2 separate regions of the Homo sapiens genome follow, and region 1 is linked to region 2. A link is an interaction called in ENCODE POLR2A ChIA-PET data of the cell type or tissue named here. Cell type or tissue: OCI-LY7. All regions are shown on one strand. Links, peaks and the distances in the headings refer to the core of each region. The heading gives the core; the rest is flanking DNA. Region 1 holds the start of ETV3L (ETS variant transcription factor 3 like). Region 2 overlaps LOC107985211 (a long non-coding RNA gene).

Region 1 (8,000 bases), core at 1-8,000, 83 kb before region 2:
CAGCTCCCTGCCTCCGGCTCAATAGACCTGGCACTCCCGGAAGCAGCTTCCTTTCTTGGCACCAAATGCTCTGAGTGAGGGGTGGAGGTGAGGGGCTGGCACAGGCTTCTGGAATCTCAATCTAGAAGTGGGGCATGTGGCTGCTTCCAATCTTCTGGTGACCTATACCTGCTTAGCATCCCTTAGGGCCAAAGCATAGGCAGGGCATGTGTGTTTGCCTGCAGAGGGGAGGGAGGTGCAAAATAGCCCACTCCAAGTGGGGCTTGGGAGGGAACACTTTTTTCTTTCTTTCTTTCTTTCTTTTTTTTTTTCTACCACTATCCACCTGGAGAGGGAACACTTTTTTCTTTCCCTTATAGTTTCCTAAAGAGAGAAGCTCTCTGCCCAAGGCATTCCCAGAGCTGGGACGGGGTGGGTGGGGGTGGAGAAACAGGGAGGACTGTTCAGGTGCTATTTAGCTCCAGGCTGCCAGACCAGGCCCAGCGAGTCCCAGCAGGCCCTGGAGCACCCCACACCCATGGCCTCAGCTGCACTCCCAGGGGTGCAGAGCTTGGGCCCCCAGCAGCTCAGGGGTGGGGTGAAGGCCATGGATCCTTCTTCCATGAAATTGGCTGGAGTAGAGGGGCAATTCTTTGACCTCTGCACAAGAGCCTTGGTTTGGCCAAGTGTCTCTGTGATCTTTTTCACAGAAAATCTGATACTGTCAGTTCCCAGCTCACAGCCTCTGTAAGAGCTGATGTCTGCCTCCATTTCCACCTCTTCTCCCACTCATTGGCCATGTGTTTCTGCACTGGCCTTCTCCCAGTCTCTCTGTTCCAGGGCCATTGCATGCACTATTCTCTCGCTCGCCCTCTGTTCCAGGGCCATTGCACACACTATTCTCTCGCTCGCCATGCTCTCCCTACTCCCTCTGAGCTAAGCTGACACTCACGTATACTTTGGGTGTCATCTCAAGTGTCACTTTGTCAAGGAAGTCTTCCCTGATGCCCTCGGCACCCTGCACTTCTCCTCTGCAGCAGTTAGCACAGTTATAATCACTTATCGATCATTAGTTGAATATCTGCACCCCCCTTGCCTATAAGTCCCATAAAGGCAGTGTTGCTCACATTGGCTTCCTAGCCCCTAGGACAGTGCCTGGCAAATTAAACAGGAGGTCATTAAGCATCTGTTGAAAGAAGAAATGAATGAGTGAGTGAATGAGTGAATGAACCCTATCTTCCCAATCTCTCTCCAGCTGAGCCTCCTTCTTCATCCCATGGCCGTTGTCTTGGTTACCGCCCCATCATCTCCTGCCTAGATTATCTTCAAAAGCCTCCCAACTCCAGTCTTATGCTTCCTCCAACCCAAACTCTACACACACACAGTCATCTTTATAAAATGAAAGTCTGGCAGGGCGCGGTGGCTCACGCCTGTAATCCCAGCACTTTGGAAGGCCGAGGCAGGCGGATCACCTGAGGTCAGGAGTTCAAGACCAGCCTGACCAACATGGAGAAACCTGGTCTCTACTAAAAATACAAAATTAGCCAAGGTGGTGGCGCATGCCTGTAATCCCAGTTACTTGGGAGGCTGAGGCATGAGAATCGCTTGAACCCAGGAGACGGAGGTTGCAGTGAGCCGAGATTGTGCCATTGCACTCCAGCCTGGGCAGCAAGAGCAAAACGCCATCTCAAAAAATAATAAAAGAAAGTAAAATAAAATGAAAGTCTGACCATGGATCTCCCTCCCAGTCCCTCCTGCCCACAGGAGAAAGTCCTGCTCCCTTAGCATGGCTTGTGCGGCCTCTGTGGCCTGACACCTGTTTGCCTTGCCAGCCCTGTCTCTCATCCGTCCTGCTTGTTCCCACCGCATCGCAAGACTTGCTCTCCAACAGCAAACTACCAGCTGTTCTCCAGATTTGCTACACTTGTTCACAGCTTTTTGCTTTATAAATGCTATTTCTGACTGGGTGTGGTGTCTCACACCTGTAATCCCAGCAGTTTGGGAGGCTGAGGCGGGTGGATCACCTGAGGTCAGGAGTTTGAGACCAGCCTGGCCAACATGGTGAAACCCCGTCTTTACTAAAAATACAAAAATTAGCTGGGCGTGGTGGTGCATGTCTGTAGTCCCAGCTACTCAGGAGGCTGAGGCATGAGAATCACTTGAACCTGGGAGGCAGAGGCTGCAGTGAGCTGAGATCCTGCCACTGTGTTCCAGCCTGGGCAACACTGAGACTCCGTCTCAAAAAAAAAAAAAAAAAAAAGAATAAATAAATGCTATTCCCTCTGCTTAGGCATCTTTTCCCACCTCCTTCACCTGCCCCAGTGTTGTGTCCTCTGGGAAGCCCCAGTTCCTTCTCTGGGCCTGAATGCACAGCACCTAGTGCTTACCTGAATGCCAGCAGCAGTCGCTGGCAGTAATCCCATCTCTGCTCCCCACTAGGTTCTGAGCCTCTTGAGCCTTTCATCTCTGAACCCCCGCACTTAGTAAATAGCTGGTGTTCAATAAATGTTGGTCGAATGAATGAATGAGTTACATAGTATCCCTTGTCTCATGCCCCCTCAGCCATGTACTCAGCCAGGAGGGCCCTCCCTCCTCTGGCTAAGATCCCCCTGGGCCCTCCCAGCCTTGAGCACTCACGGTAGACGCTGCTGCTGCTCCCCTTCTTATCCCCAGAGGTCTCTGGTGGCCCTCGGGGGGTCTGCTGTCCTGTCAGCTGCTCCACCATGGCCTGATGGGCAAATAGCATGCTGTGCAGGAGCTGAGGGGTGAGAAGTAGGTGCGAGGTGTGATGGGCTCTCCTTGGCATGTATCCTCCAGTACAATCTGGTACTGTTAGCCAGTTGCTAAAACAATGAAATACTCTCATACCGATTTTTTTTTTTTTGAGTTGGAGTCTTGCTCTGTCACCCAGGCTGGAGTGCAGTGGCGCCATCCTGGCTCACTGCAACCTCTGCCTCCTGGGTTCAAGCGATTCTCCTGCCTCAGCCTCCCTAGTAGCTGGGATTACAGACATGTGCCACCATGCCCAGCTACTTTTATATTTTTATTGGAGATGGGGTTTTGCCACGTTGTCCAGGCTGGTCTCGAACTCCTGACCTCAAATGATCCGTCCACCTCGTCCTCCCAAAGTGCTGGGATTACAGGTGTGAGCCACCACGCCTGGCCTCTCATACCCATTGTTAAAAGCCCACTGCCACGGCTGCCTACAGTCTCAGATGCCCTGGGCCCTTCCCTCTGATCCACCCCTAAAGGAGTGGCGACTAGGACAGAAGGAGCCACCCTTTCTCACAGGTGGGTCCTGTACCACCTGGATTGTTAATACCCCTGCCTCTGGGGCACTCAGGGTCTAGGATGCAGGAGGAGAAGAAAACTGGAGGCTGATGGGCCCCAGAGGCAAAGAGGAGGGTGGGGAGCCTCCTGGGCAGAGGGGTAGGACCTGGTGGAGCCCTGAGACAGGGGCCACCTCCGCTCTTACCTCACTCTGCACACCCACGGGCACCAGCGCTGGCCGACACAGGGCAGGGGCCCCCAGCAGCAAGTGGGGGGATGGCGGCGCCCGCACTTCCCACAAAGGATAGTTGACTACGATGAGCTTGCTGAAGTTGAACTTGTATGTGAACCTTTTGCCTTTGGTCTTATGCAGGATCCTCTTATTGTAGTAATATCTGGAGAATTCGAAGTTGAGAATAGAGTTGGCCCAGCAGTCAGAGAATAGAGTCAGGGACCCAGTCACATTCTCCTCCCTAGCCGGGCTGACCCTAAGCTGTTCCCCGAGAACCACTAGGCTGCTCACCACAGGCCAGGACACTTCCCAAGCCTTGGAGGGGTGGGAGTCAGCAGGGGTACCAGAAACCACGGCCCTTTTCCTTGAAATCCCCCCTCTTTGGCCATGTCAGCCGCCTCCTCTCACCTGAGGGCCCGGCTCAGCTTGTCATAATTCATCTGTGGTTTGCATTTCCTGCGGCCCCAGAGGCGGGCCACCTCATCTGGATCCTTGATGACAAATTCCCCGTACTCTCCCTGCTGCCAGGCGATGACATGGCGGAACTCTTCCTTCTGCAGCAGCTCCAGGATGAAGTGCCACAGCTGGATCTGCCGGGAGCCTGGGGACGACTCGGCTTTGTAGGCCCAATCAGGGAAGGCCAACCCTGGGTGGAGAGGGGAGAGTGAGGGCTCTGGAGGCCCTGCCCTAGGCCACCGTTGGAGCAGGGGGTAGGCCCGGCCAAGAGGCTCACCTGAGATCCAGTTGCCGGGGTTGGCTGGGATGCCCTCAGCCAAGCAGCTGCAGTGCATGGTCCACTCCGGCGAGATGGGCTGTGTCTGGGCCTTGGGGAAATGGTCACCACTTAAGAGGAAGGGAAGGAAGGAGGCAGAGGGGAGGACAGTGAAAGAGGAAGGAAAAATGGAGGGAAAGAAGGAAGGAAGGGAGAGGGTCAGGAAAGAAAGAGAGAAAAGGGAAGGGACAAGAGGTTGCCAGTGAAGGGGAGAAAAGGGAACCAGAGGCAGCAAGCTTCCCCATACCCAGACAGGGCCCAGCCCCCTCTGGGGACCTCCCCGCTGCCCAGGGCTGACTCGGACTCAGGGCTTCCGGCTGAGCTACTTATATAGATGGAGAGAAGTGCAAAGGGTCCTATATCCTGCCCCTGCTGGGGGATTTAGACAGAGAATGAGATCTCTTCTTAGGGCTTAACAGGATTGGAGTTTTTCCCAAGAGAAGACAAAAGGAAATGTAATTAATCATGGGCTCATTCTAAATCTTGAGTGGGAAGGAGGTGGCATATACACATACCTGTGCCTTTACAGTATTTCTTTTTTTTCTTTCTTTCTTTCTTTTTTTATTTTTTTTGAGACAGAGTCTCACCCTGTCGCCCAGGCTGGAGTGCAATGGGGTGATCTCGGCTCACTGCAACCTCCGCCTCCTAGATTCAAGCAATTCTCCTGCCTCAGCCTCCCGAGTAGCTGGGATTACAGGTGCATGCCATCACGCCCAGCTAATTTTTTTTATTTTTTATTTTTAGTAGAGATGGGGTTTCACCATGTTGGCCAGGCTGGTCTCGAACTCCTGACCTCGTGATCCGCCCACCTCGGCCTCCCAAAGTGCTGGGATTACAAGTGTGAGCCACTGCACCTGGCCGCCTTTACTGTATTTCAAACAATTTGACATTTGAGAAGAGCAGGAATTTGGTTTTTTTGTTTGTTTGTTTGTTTTTTTGAGATGGAGTCTCGCTCTGTCACCCAGGCTGGAGTATAGTGGTGAGATCTCGGCCCACTGCAACCTCTGCCTCCCAGGTTCAAGCGATTCTTCTGCCTCAGCCTCCTGAGTAGATGGGATTACATGTGCCCACCACCATGCCCAGCGTATTTTTGTATTTTTAGTAGAGACAGGGTTTCGCCCTGTTGGCTAGGTTGGTCTCAAACTCCTGACCTCAGGTGATCCGCCTGCCTCCGCCTCCCAAAGTGCTAGGATTACAGGTGTGAGCCACCGTGCCCAGACGAGCAGGAATTTTTATGGGCTTTTTTTTGCCAGTCCCAAGGGCCTGGCGCAAAATAGGTGTTCAATAAATGATTGCTGATCGAATGAATGAATGGTAATGGACTTATAGATAGTGTCTTCTTTGTTGAACATCTGTATCCCGCTCAGAGTGTCAGCTCCGAGATCAGCAACCCTAGCTGTCTTGTTCTCCTCTGCTGGCTCCCCAGATCCCATCGTAGCACAGGACATCGTACTCAAAGGTGCTTTATAGATATTTGTTGAATTGGTGAACCATGGACAGGAACCGGGAATCTTGTGGTTCTCCGCTGAGAAGGGTGGGGAGTTTATGGAATGAGCCCTAGTGAGATAGACTTGCCTGATATAGGAAAAGAGAACAAAATATCTAAGCTCTAAAGCCTTCTGGATGGAACAGAAAGCCTTCTGGATGGTGCAAAAGGCTGGTTTCCACTATAACTAATGGAAGATGAAACAATATGCAAAGGGACTGGGAGAGGCTGCCTTGGGGATGCAGCACATGGGAACTGCTCCTGGTGGGCCAGGGCATTGGGAGGTTCCTGGGCGCTTAGGACTGCCTGTGAACAGGGTTACGTGACCCGGGCCTGGCTCTCCATCTCTGGTGGAGTTAGTGTGCAGTAGTCTCAGTGAGAACTTATTAGGCTGTGAGGTCTGGAGGGCGTGTGAGGATTTGTCTGGAGGGCATGTGAGGATTTGTCTGGAGTTGCTTCCTCACTTTCCAGAGGAGGCTCAGACAGGGAAAATGACTTGACCAAAGACAGGTGGTGAGTTAGCTGCCCTGCCCCCTGACTCCTAATCCATAGCACTTTCTCATATACTGAGTTGCCTTAAGACTTAAAAAAAAAAAAAATCTATGTTGGTGATTTTCAGACTCTAATGCGAATAGGAATGATCTGAAGGTCTCTTTAAAATACGGATTCTGATTCAGTGGGATTTGGGGGACCTAAGACTCTGTACTTCTATTATTTATTTATTTATTTATTTATTTTTTGAGACAGAGTCTCACTCTGTCACCCAGGCTGCAGTGCAGTGGCATGATCTCAGCTCACTGCAACCTCCAGGTACAGGCAATTCTCCCACCTCAGCCTCCCAAGTAGCTAGGACTACAGGCACCCATCACCACGACTGGCTAATTTTTGTATTTTTAGTAGGAATGGGGTTTCATTATGTTGGCCAGGCTGGTCTCAAACTCCTGACCTTAAGTGATCCACCCGCCTTGGCCTCCCAAAATACTGGGATTACAGGCGTGAGCCACCGTGCCCAACCAAGACTCTGCACTTCTTTTTTTTTTTTTTTTTTTTTTTTGAGACAGAGTCTTGCTCTTTTGCCCAGGCGGGAGTGCAGTGGTGCAATCTCAGCTCACTGCAAGCTCCGCCTCCCGGGTTCACGCCATTCTCCTGCCTCAGCATCCCGAGTAGCTGGGACTACAGGCACCCGCCACCACACCCGGCTAATTTTTTGTATTTTTAGTAGAGATGGGGTTTCACTGTGTTAGCCAGGATGGTCTCGATCTCCTGACCTCGTGATCCACCTGCCTCGGCCTCCCAAAGTGCTGGGATTACAGGCGTGAGCCACCGCGCCCAGCTGACTCTGCACTTCTAACAAGCTCCTAGGTGATGCTGCTGCTGCTGGTCTGCAGACCATACTTTGAGCAGTGAGAACCCATAGAACCCATGGGATGCAGCAAAAAGAGGCTGTGGATATCAGAAAGTCAGGGAACCCTAGACACTTCAGGTTGTAAGAATCCTGGCACCTCCCACTCCTGGCACCAAATCATCTGGTCTCTCGCTCTCCGTTTCCCAGGGAATGCTCAGTGCCAGGGATGTAAACTGACAGACAGGCAGTTAGGGGTGGGAGCTTGGAGGCACACATTGTGGCCTGAACTGAGAGTGTCTCTGGAAATTAAGGTGAATAGGGCAGTGAGTAGATCCAAGCTCACCTGGAATCTGCATGAATAGGTTATCCTACTCATCCCTCTGTCTCTAAACTGGCAGCTGACATTCTGGAGTCTTCTCCCCTTTCCTCCCCTGAAGCAGATGCCCCCACTCCTCTTCCAACCTCCTTTCCTTCCCTGTCTACTTGGAAATTCCTCCTCAGTCAAACCTCAATCTGATTAGGATCTCTTCTGCTTCACCTTAGGAAAATGGGCTGGGAAATGGGGCAGGGTGCAGAGGTGAGTTTTGAGAGATTCCAAGGTACGACTGTTCTCTGGAGGAAGCTGATAGAATTTCCTATGGCTCCCCCTGGCACCTGCTGAGTCTGATGGTGTTTTCTGGTCTGAAGGATGTGAATGAAACCTTAGGGTAGATTTAGGATCTGGCAAGAAGAGAATAATAAACCCCACCACTGACCAGACACTCAGTGTGCTCTGCACTACTTTAAGCGATTGAAATAGACATATACTGAAACCTCACAGGAGGTAGCAGAGGGGTTGCATAACTTCCCTAAGGCCATACAGCTCTTAAATAAAAGAGGGGAAAGCAAGACCTTGAGTCAAGATTTATAGTGTTCG
Region 2 (9,881 bases), core at 1-8,000:
CCCCACCCTTAAAGTGGGGAAGGGCTCCTGTGCTCAAACTTGTCCTTCCCTCTTGCCTTCGTTTCTTCCTATGTTTCTTCTGCAGCTGAACAAGCAGCAGGCAGCCTGCCATGGGGCCCTGCTCTGGGGCCAGTCCCTCTGCTGGGACTCAGGGCTCCTGGGATTCATCAATCTCCTCCTCAGTGAGTGCAGGGTTCCTGGGAAGGGAGGGCAGTTGGGTGGGGCTGGGCTAGCTGGGTCTGACCACTGGGTGGGCTGTTCAGGTTCCGCTGTCTTTGGGCCACAAAAAGAGAAAACCACTCTGTTATGATTTACAAATGCAGCATATTTGGTTGGAGCCCCAGGATAGAAATAACAAAAAGTCCTTTTGGTGGTGAGGAGGCTGGGAACCCTGAACTAGGGCAGTCTTGGTGGTATTGAGGGAACCTTTACCAGGGAGGTGGGGCCGCTTCTGCTGCAGTAGGAGGGTGGCCTGATACTGCCTGGAAAGAGGGATGGAGACAGACAAACTACCTGCCTGGAAAGAGGGATGAAGACAGACAAACTACCTGTCTCCTGGGGAAGAGAGGGTGGGAACAATACATTCCCAGCCAGGAACTCAGAGGTGCTCTGACGGTCTTTGCAGCTGTCCTGTGGAGGAGGGGCAGAACTAGAACCCTGCTGTCTGAACTGGAAGAAGCTCCTCTGTCCTGGGCTTCTCCGTTGAAAAAGGAGAGTGAATATGAACTCCCCTGCCTGGGCTTGGGGCTCACAGGTCATCACAAAGGAGAGGACACTTGGAGGTCTCAGGTTTATCTTAAAATTGTTTGTGTAATTTGCAATAGTTTTCTTTTCTTTTTTTTTTTTTTTTTTTTTTTTTTTTTGAGATGGAGTCTCGCTCTCTCACCAGGCTAGAGTGCAGTGGTGTGATCTTGGCTCACTGTAACCTCTGCCTCCTGGGTTCAAGAGATTCTCCTGCCTTAGCCTCCTGAGTAACTGGGACTACAGGTGCCCGCCACCACACCCAGCTACAGTAGAGACGGGGTTTCACCATGTTGGCCAGGATGGTCTCGATCTCCTGACCTCGTGATCCGCCTGCCTCAGCCTCCCAAAGTACTGAGATTACAGATGTGAGCCACTGCGCCTGGCCAAATAGTTTTCATTTAAAATATTAACCAGCATTTATCTTTGCCTAAAATGAATACCACAGGAGGATCCCTTTATTGTCCCTGAGAGTTGCCTTTCCCTCCACCCTGAAATGCTGCTCAGGTCCTGGAGGCCGCAGGTGAAACCATGTTTATCACAGCACTGTTGTAGGGAAAAACCCTGGAAAAAAGAGGAGGTGCCCATCAATTCATGAATGATTGACCAAACTGAGGAGTATCTGTACCATGGAATATTATGGAGGCTTACAAAAAGAAATAGTTCAGTTTCCTGGAAGGAGTTTTAAATTTTTTTGAAGTATGAGGTATGGAATCCTAGCAGCAAGTTCAGGAAATGAAACACAATGAAATCCTTACTTTATAAAAGGAAAAGCAGCTTCCAAAATTTAAGGGTTTACATCTTTACAGTCACATGTTTTTAAGACTATATTGGCAATGTGGAAGGAATCAGTAGATTGCTAACATGGGCTACAACAGAGCATGAATTTGGGCAGGAAAAATGGAGGGAGAAAAAGCAGAGAACACAGGGAATTAAGCAAAAAAGGAAACTGAAAGAAAGACTGTCCTAGTCTAGGCTGTATATCACATTCATGACTCTATTTAAGATTATATGTTTGTATATACAATGAAATTAGGTCAAAATTAATGACAAAATAAGACATAGTAAAGATGAATTTTTGTGGAAGTTTTATGGTTATAATTTTTTTTGTTTTAATATTCCAGCCAATACTTGAACTTGCAGGGAATTATATGAAATTGAGCAGATTAGAGAGCATTTGTAAAACAGGATGTCTTGAAAAAACAATGGGCTTAGAAATAGGGCTACGTCCTCTTTACATAGGTAACCTTCTGTAGTCAGCAAAATGTAGGCGTTCTCCACTTCTACAATGTTATTTACCTGGAAATATGTTCAGTTGTATAGAGTTTTCCTTGTAGGCATGGGGGTTGGAAGATTTCTGAAGATACAAAGAAAAATAAAGAAAGAATGGAAGGAAGGAAGGGAGGGAGAGAAAGAAGGAAAGGACTTAGAATTTCTCATTTTAGGGGTAGGAGATCCGTGTCCAGACAAAGAAAGTGATTCTCTCAGGAAATTACTGGGAAAGAATGAAATTGGTTGTCCCAGTGGTGTGGTACTGAATGAGACAAGACCTCTTGCTGTGGAATTTGGTCAGAGGCTGTCCGCAGAAGGAACATCATTGTGAAATTGCTCTGCGTCCTTGCAAGAATCCCGAAGCTCCATAATTGGATGCATTTTTCCTTTGGTTTCTGGATAGTCCTTGTTCCAGTTCACCCTTGACCCAGGGAGGAAGATGGGGATGAAGCAGTGATGATGTAGTGGAAATGAGGAATTTGTCCTCATCATTCTTAAACTCTAACACCCTTCCTGAACATGTGTTTGGATGGGGAAGTGTGGAAGGGAAGGAGGGAGCCTGAGGGTGGCTCAGCTCACATATAATTTCCCAGAGACAGAGGCAGTTGCAGGTGAGGGTGGTCCTTGACTTCTGGGGAGCCCCTGACCATAACAATAACAAGATTTACTGAATGCCCACCCAGTGTCTGCCAGCAGGGAGTTGGAGGAGAAAGGGTCTTTGCATTAGGGGCTCCAGACAGAGACATGAGACAATGGAGATGGTACCAAGAAGCGCAGTTTGGGCATCAAACATGAATTGTTGGTTTGTGAGTGTGGTGATGGGAGCTATGTCAGACAAATGGACTATATATATATATATATATATTTTTTTTTTTTTCTTTTTTGAGACAGGGTCTTACTTTGTCTCCCAGGCTGGAGTGCAATGGTGTGATCTTGGCTCACTGCAGCCTCGACCTCCTGGGCTCAAGTGATCCTCCAGCCTCAGCCCCCCAAGTAGCTAGGACTACAGGTGTGCACTACCATGCCTGGATAAAAATGAACAATCTTTTATGCTGATGACAGGATTTAAAATTTTATACAGTTTAAATGAATGTTTAACTCCACCTTGTAAATGACCACCTGCTCCCTGGCTTGTTTTTTCTTCTTCAGGATTAGCATCTCTGTAGATCAGAGAGCTCCTGCTGCCTTCCTTCCCTCTCTGAATCTTCATCTTCCTCCCTGCTATGCTCATCATCCACCTTCTGGGGCAGATCCTCCCTGGCAGCCTGAGGGCTGAGCCTCCTCTCTTTCTGGTTCCCAGTTCCCTCGTCCAGGAAGTGGGGTCTGTCCAGGCTGCCTGTTTAACCCTCTGCTAGCCAGAAGTCCCTGCTCTGCTCAGCCACTGAAAGTAGCTGCTTCCCCTTTTCAGGAGAGGGCAGTTGGGGTGGAGACCCCGGCAGCTGCTCAGGGCCTGGTGGGCTCAGACGACAGTGCAGCTGAGCTCCGGGGAGGGCAGGTGAGGATGGAAGAGCTCATGGGCAGCGTCCTGCAGGGGAGGCCCTGGGCTGGGGGAGGAAATTGGGCTCCAGGTGTGGCTCTGCCCTGTGTGACTCAGGACAGGTCTACCCCATAGAGAGTGCCTACTCTGTAATAAAAGCAGGAGCTTGGACAGATCATCCTTGAGTCCCCTCTCAGCAGTGAGGTTCTGGGATTTGGTGACTCCTGTGGCTCTATCAAGGTCTCTGCTCTGTCTCCCCATCCTGTCCTGTCCTATCCTGTGGCCTGACGGGCACTGACAGCCAGTGAGCCTATTTCAGGCTTCTTCAGAGAGAAGGCCCTGGGTGTCCCTGTGGCCACTTCCTCAGCCCTCAAGGGAGGAAGGGACTCCTCCTCTCTCAGTCCCCTCCACGTGACCCTCTGCTTTCTCTGCCTCTGCTCCTGAGAGGGGTCTTCGGGGTCAGCCCTCACTCAGGAAGGCCTGCTGCAGCTGTGGCATTTAGAAGCCACTAATACAATCCTCAGCCAGACCTTTTCAGTTTCTGTCTGCTCAGCAGAAAACACTAATTTCTATTTCACTGGTTCCAGGCAATGCTGCAAGAAGTAAGACAAACACTGTTTTGGCCAGAATTATTCCTGAAAATCTGTTAGGAAAGTGCCATACAGGAGACTGGAGTGTTATCTCCCAGCAAGTCTAATGAATGCCCACATTTATCCAGGTGGAAAAAATGGCTGTTTCTTTGAGCTTCAGATTAAATAGAACACTTTATTATTATTATTATTATTTTTGAGATGGAGTCTTGCTTGTTGCCCATGCTGGAGTACAGTGGCATGATCTTGGCTCACTGCAACCTCTGCCTCCTGGGTTCAAGCGATTCTCCTGCCTCAGCCTGCTGAGTAGCTGGGATCACAGGCGCACACCACCATGCCTGGCTAATTTTTGTATTTTTAGTAAAGACAGGGTTTCGGTTTTACCATGTTGGCCAGCCTGGTCTTGAACTCCTGACCTCAGGCGATCCACCTGCCTCAGCCTCTTAAAGTGCGGGGATTACAGGCCTGAGCCACCACATCTGGCCAGAACACTGATGTTTAGTGTCCATTTTTATACCAAAATTGTACAAAATACTTAGACATTACACTCCACAAGAACCAGGACTTGCTCTCAGAATTGCTTCAGACTTGTTGTACTAGCTTTATTCCTAAAATCAAGGGAGTATATTGGATAAATTTTACTAAAATAGAAAGTTCTGTGGTTCTCTCATTTGTTCTTGCTGAGGAAATACTCATGTTTCCTGTTTCCATGCCCTAGGTGTCTGCAGCACAACAGCCAACACTTCTGGAGCACATGGCCCTGCAGTGAAGGATTCTGGAGCTCACATTTGTCTGAAGGGGATCCGAGGAGGTTCTGTGTTGTTGAATGTGATTGAGAAGCTCAGAGTAGATGTAGACGCCGAGCTGGAGGAGGTTGTATGGACTTTGGGTACTCTGTCAAATCATACACAGGTGCTGTGAGTCCACAGGGGGGCCGACTCTCCAACCTGGGTCGGCCTTGAGGAAAAGTTCAAGCAGAGGGTCCATGTGCCTAGCGTGTTGTCTCTGAGGATTGAGAACCTGGCCCCTGAAGACAGTGGGCAGTACATGGCCATGATCCATTTAACTGGGGGACAATTATCTGGCCAGGTTTTCTACCTCACTGTCTATGGTGAGTGACACCCCTCCCTCCCCCATCCTCTGGCTTACCTGCTTTTTTTGTCCCTAGAGTGTCACATAGGCCCCATGCAGGGTTCCATTCAGACACCAGTCTTCAGACTCCATTTTCTCCACTAAAATAAGGCACATGAGGTCCCCAGAGATACAGAGCAGAGCTGAGATTCACAGCAGGAAGAAAATCTCTTCAGTGTTTTGGGACAGGAAATGGAAATTCAGGAAAATAGCAATTTTTCCAATAACATTAATCATCCTATATACGATTAACATTAATTTGTATAGTAGTTTTTTATCGCTAATGTAACAAACTACCAAAAATTATTGGCTGAAGGCAACACAAACTTATTATCTCACTGTGCTGTAGGCTAGAGATGTGACACAAGTATCCATGAGCTAAAATGAAGGTGGTGGCAGGGCTGTGTTCTTTCTCAGGGCTCCGGGGAGAAGCCATTTTCTTGCGTTTTTCACCTGCTAGTGGCTGCTGGCGTCCCATGGCTCATGGCCATCTTCCTGTATTTCCTAATAGAACACTGATGTTAGTGTTTGGGAATTCAGAATCATCTCCCTATTTTAAGGTCAGCTGATTAGCAACCTTAATTCCATCTGGGAACTTAATTCCCCTTGCCTTGCAGCTAACTTATTCCCAGGTTACCAGGATTGGTCCTAAACATTTTGGAGGCCACTGTTCTGCCTACCACAGTTGGGAATCCCTGTGAATGAAGTCCTCCCCTCTCACTCAGCCCCAGCCCAGGGCCAGCCTCAGTCACATGAGCCACCACAAATCTGGCTCTCAAAGCCTCCGTAGGCGTAGGAGAAAGTTTACACTGCGACACTTCTTAGGAAACTAGTTTAGCCAACTCTTTCTTTCCCTAAAGTTCCTCTCTGCATGGGGGAATATCCTGCCATGGAGAGAGTGGCTTTTGCAGCTTTAGGTCCCATGTGATTTCTCAGGCTGGCCTGTGAATCATATTCCTCTCTTCTGTCTGCACCACAGGTTCAGTAGCATGTTCTTTTGTTGTTGTTGTTGTTGGTTTTGAGACAGGGCCTTACTTTGTCACCCAGGCTGGAAGGCTGGAGCACAGTGGCATAAATACAGCTCACTGCAGCTTCAACTTTCTGGCTCAAGCGATCATACCACCTCTGCCCCCACAAGTAGCTGGGATTCCAGGAGACCGCCACCACACCTGGCTCATTTTTGTATTTTTTCTAGAGACGGGGTTTCACCATGTTGTCCAGGCTGGTTTCAAACTCCTAAGCTCAAGCAATCCGCCTGCCATGGCCTCCCAAAGTGCTGGGATTACGGGCGTGAGCCACGGCTCCCAGATCCAGTGGCACTTTCTAACCACATTCAGAGTCATTGTTTCTATTCGTGACCACTGCATCCTCCATAGACACGTCCACTTTTGGGAGCATGGGCCTTTCTCTGGCCTCCCAGAGCTGACCTGATGTCCTGTCCCTCAAGGGTTGTGCGGTCCCCAGCTTGGCCTCAGCTGGGGATGCAGGTGAAGGAACCTGGGCCAGAATAAGCCCTTATATCCCAGACTTTTTCTTTCCTGGAAAGACCCTAATTTAAAAAAAAAAAAAGGCTCTGGGAGGGTTGAGTCCAGCTTCTATTTTCTTTGGGACAGTTTTAAGACCTATTCAATCTAGGAAACCAACATGGAGCTGAACTCAGTGGCTTCCCTTGTCATTTGCTCAGTATTTGGCCTTGAGCAAATTGTGTTTTATCTGTAGAATACACCCACACCCACTTTTCCTATAGGGAGCATGCCATGGCTTTAATGAGAAAATGATAAGAAAGTGTGATGTGCAATGTTCTCCACAAATGTGAGGTGTCTTTCTTCTGTCTCTTTCTTCCCCAGAGCCTGTGCCTCATCCTGAGATCCTGGCCAAGTCACTGTCTATCATACCAGGCTTGTGTAACATCACCCTGGATTGTAGGGCTCCAGGAGCCACAGAGGACCTGAATGTGACTTGGGAGAGCAAGGACCTCCTCAGAGAGCTGGAGCACAGAGAAACACGAGGACCAGCCCCTAACCCCTGGATCCTGGCTGTGGACCTGCCCCTGAGCCAGCGGAACAGCAATCTCACCTGTGTGGTCAGCAACTAGGTAGATCAGAAAGATGTAACCTTACCTTGGGGAAGCCTGTGTCAAGGTGAGTGGTGAGTGTAGCCTGCAAGATAGGAGGGGCTTCCTGAGCTCAGGCAGTACTGGGGTTTAATGGTTCTGGGCTCTATTCTCCACCATGTGCATTAGCACCACCTTCCACCTGCTCACCACACACAGCAGTGTGGGAGTCACATCCACCTTGCTTCTGCCCTTAACCATCTCTCCCACCGATGCCCTCCTCCCCACAACCCCACCATGTCCTTATTGGTAAAGGCAGCAGCCTTCCGGGAGCTCTCCCACTCCATCCATCCTCCACTGGGCATCCAGAGTGGGCTTTGAGAAAAGCAGGACAGCTTGTGCCATTGTCTGTGTCATCTGTGGGAACCTGATTCCAGCCACTCTCCGTATGATTCAGAGCTTAGATGCACCTCTGTCCACGTTGCTAGCCTCATCTGCTCTCTTCACACCAAACTGCTTGCTATAGTTCTCTGAATGTATCCTGCCATTGCAAGCTTCTGGGCTTCTGCACATGCTGGATTTTCTGTATCAGCCATCCCAAGTCCTGTGTCCTTCACTTCTGCTTCATGGGGTGAAGACCATGTAAAGGCCCCATGTTTGGTTTAAAGTTCTGTTAATAAGTTTGAACAAGGGCTTCCTATTTTCATTCTGCATAGGGCCTTTTCAGTTATGTATCCAGTCCTGAACTTAGGCAGCAATCCTTTAGGGAGCGTCCATGGCACCCCACACAGAGTAGTAGTGGTGGGGTTATGTCTTTGCTCTGTAGATGGCAATGCCCTCAGGCAGAGGCCACCATCATGTTCTCCTTTGAATCCCTGTGCCAAGTACAGCTTCTGGCAAAGTTTGCTCACAATCAGTGTTCATTGGATGAATGAATGACTTGGTACCCTGGTGCAGTCACATCTTCTCTAACCTTTCCTCCAGGAGCTGCCGGAGAGCTCTGATGTGTCAGCATCCCTTTAAACCACCCGTTACCTCCTCCCCTGTCCTCCATCCTGGAGTGTTCAGTACTTAGCGTGACAACAAGGCCCTCTGGGCACAGACTCCTGCCCCCTCTGACTCTCCTTGCCATGGTTCCTCCCTGCCCTGTTCCTCTCCTGCTGCAATGGGGTGCTGGCAACTCCCAGGGCTGGTGTTTTGACACAGTAATTTCCTAAGTGTGGTGCTCCTTCTTCCTGGAATGCCCCACCCTGAATATCTGAGAAACTCTTACTCCCGCTTCAAGCCTCAGTTTAGCCAGCACCTCCTCTGGGAGGCCCTCCCTGATGACCTTGTACAAGGTGTAAACCTCTATTGCAGCTGCGATCCCTCTGTCTGGCAGTTGGTATTTTCTGTCTTCCCTCCTGTGTGCTGGGCTGCTGTGGACATCGTCTTGTGCATCTCAGCATTCCTGGCACCAAGCAACAGCTCTTAACCAGTTGAATGAATGGACTTGTCATGCTCCTCCCTCTGCAGCTTCTGCACCAGGCTCCTTCCCACTGCTCCACCTGCTTTCTCCCTCTGTCTCCTCTTGGCAATGGTTATGTCAAGTTATTTCCTGCCTTAGCCTTTTTCACTCTCTGTCTGGGAGAACAGGTTCATGTAGACTGGACACGGCTCTCCTTCGCGAGATATTCTTGGAGTCATTGCATTTGTGCTGTTGATCCTGGGAGCTGGGCTATACCTCTGGAAGAAATGTGGGAAGAAGAAGAAGAAGAAAGATGAAGAGGAAGAAGAGGAAGAGGAGCAGAAGGAGGAGGAGGAGCGGGAGGAGACAGGAATAGGCAGGTTGCATTTCTCCATCGAGGCCCAGATATCTCCCCTCCCCCACTAGAATCTGGGTTCTCTTTCTCCTGAAAGAATGTCATTGTTTAGCTATATGAATAACCCTAGATATAGCATCGAGTTAACATGTCCAAGATATTTGTTACTGGAAAAAACTGAACAGCAATGCATGGTATGATTTAATTTTTGTAAAAGTGTATAGATAGGTAGATAGAAAGATAAGCACAGAATAAAATCTATACTACATGACAGATTACCAACAGTGGCTCACTCAGAGGTGAGGAATTCCTCAAGGTTTGCTTCTTTTTAGTTTATATATATAATGTAATATTTTATGTTATTTGAATCTTTTACAATGCTCAGTCACTGTGAAGTCAAAGGAAACAATTAAGACAATTTTGTAGCTTAATTCCATTTAGCTAATTAATCCCCATCTCTGTGGATGCACCTCATCTTTTCTGCTGACTGTGACATGGGGTAAAGACCAAACTCTATTCCACCCCATGCAGACACCATATACCTTTCCAGTTGCCATGAACAAATGAGAACAAATTCATGTAAAACAAAGCGATTCATTCTTTATACACATCTGGGAGGGAAAGCAGCTCCAGAAAAGGCCATCTCTCAGGATGAGGGCAAGGGCGGGATTTCCTATAGGAAAGCAACAAAGTTTCAGGAGGAAAAGCAAATCAGTTAAATCAGTGCCTGACTTGTCAGAGAGCATTGGTTGATGTCTGACACTCAGCTTTAGGCATGGCGGAGCCCCAAGTACATTTGTGAAGTTTGGGCAGTT

Evidence for each region. ChIA-PET counts read pairs that join two places held together with the same protein. Peaks named below come from ENCODE experiments on the same cell type or tissue, not always from the same donor. Only the 100,000 strongest peaks of a DNase experiment are listed, where the experiment ranks them.
Region 1: POLR2A ChIA-PET joins it to region 2 with 11 read pairs; 4 of 35 experiments call an interaction of 5 or more read pairs at or near these places.

Annotation. Positions count from the first base shown.
Region 1 is chr1:157,095,252-157,103,251 of GRCh38, forward strand. It overlaps ETV3L (ETS variant transcription factor 3 like), which reads right to left and starts at 4,557. Exons shown (of 5, transcript NM_001004341.2): 1 at 4,215-4,557; 2 at 3,890-4,127; 3 at 3,455-3,644; 4 at 2,617-2,737. The coding sequence starts at 4,272. In OCI-LY7, for the core only: no CTCF peak of the experiment used is centred there; no DNase peak of the experiment used is centred there.
Region 2 is chr1:157,178,062-157,187,942 of GRCh38, forward strand. LOC107985211 (a long non-coding RNA gene) reads left to right here. Exons shown (of 4, transcript XR_007066653.1): 2 at 4,799-5,191; 3 at 7,059-7,352; 4 at 8,900-9,881. Among named protein-coding and RNA genes, the nearest start is that of ETV3, 45 kb to the left of the region's middle. RefSeq lists an enhancer at 3,772-3,931. In OCI-LY7, for the core only: no CTCF peak of the experiment used is centred there; a DNase peak (open chromatin) is centred at 3,440.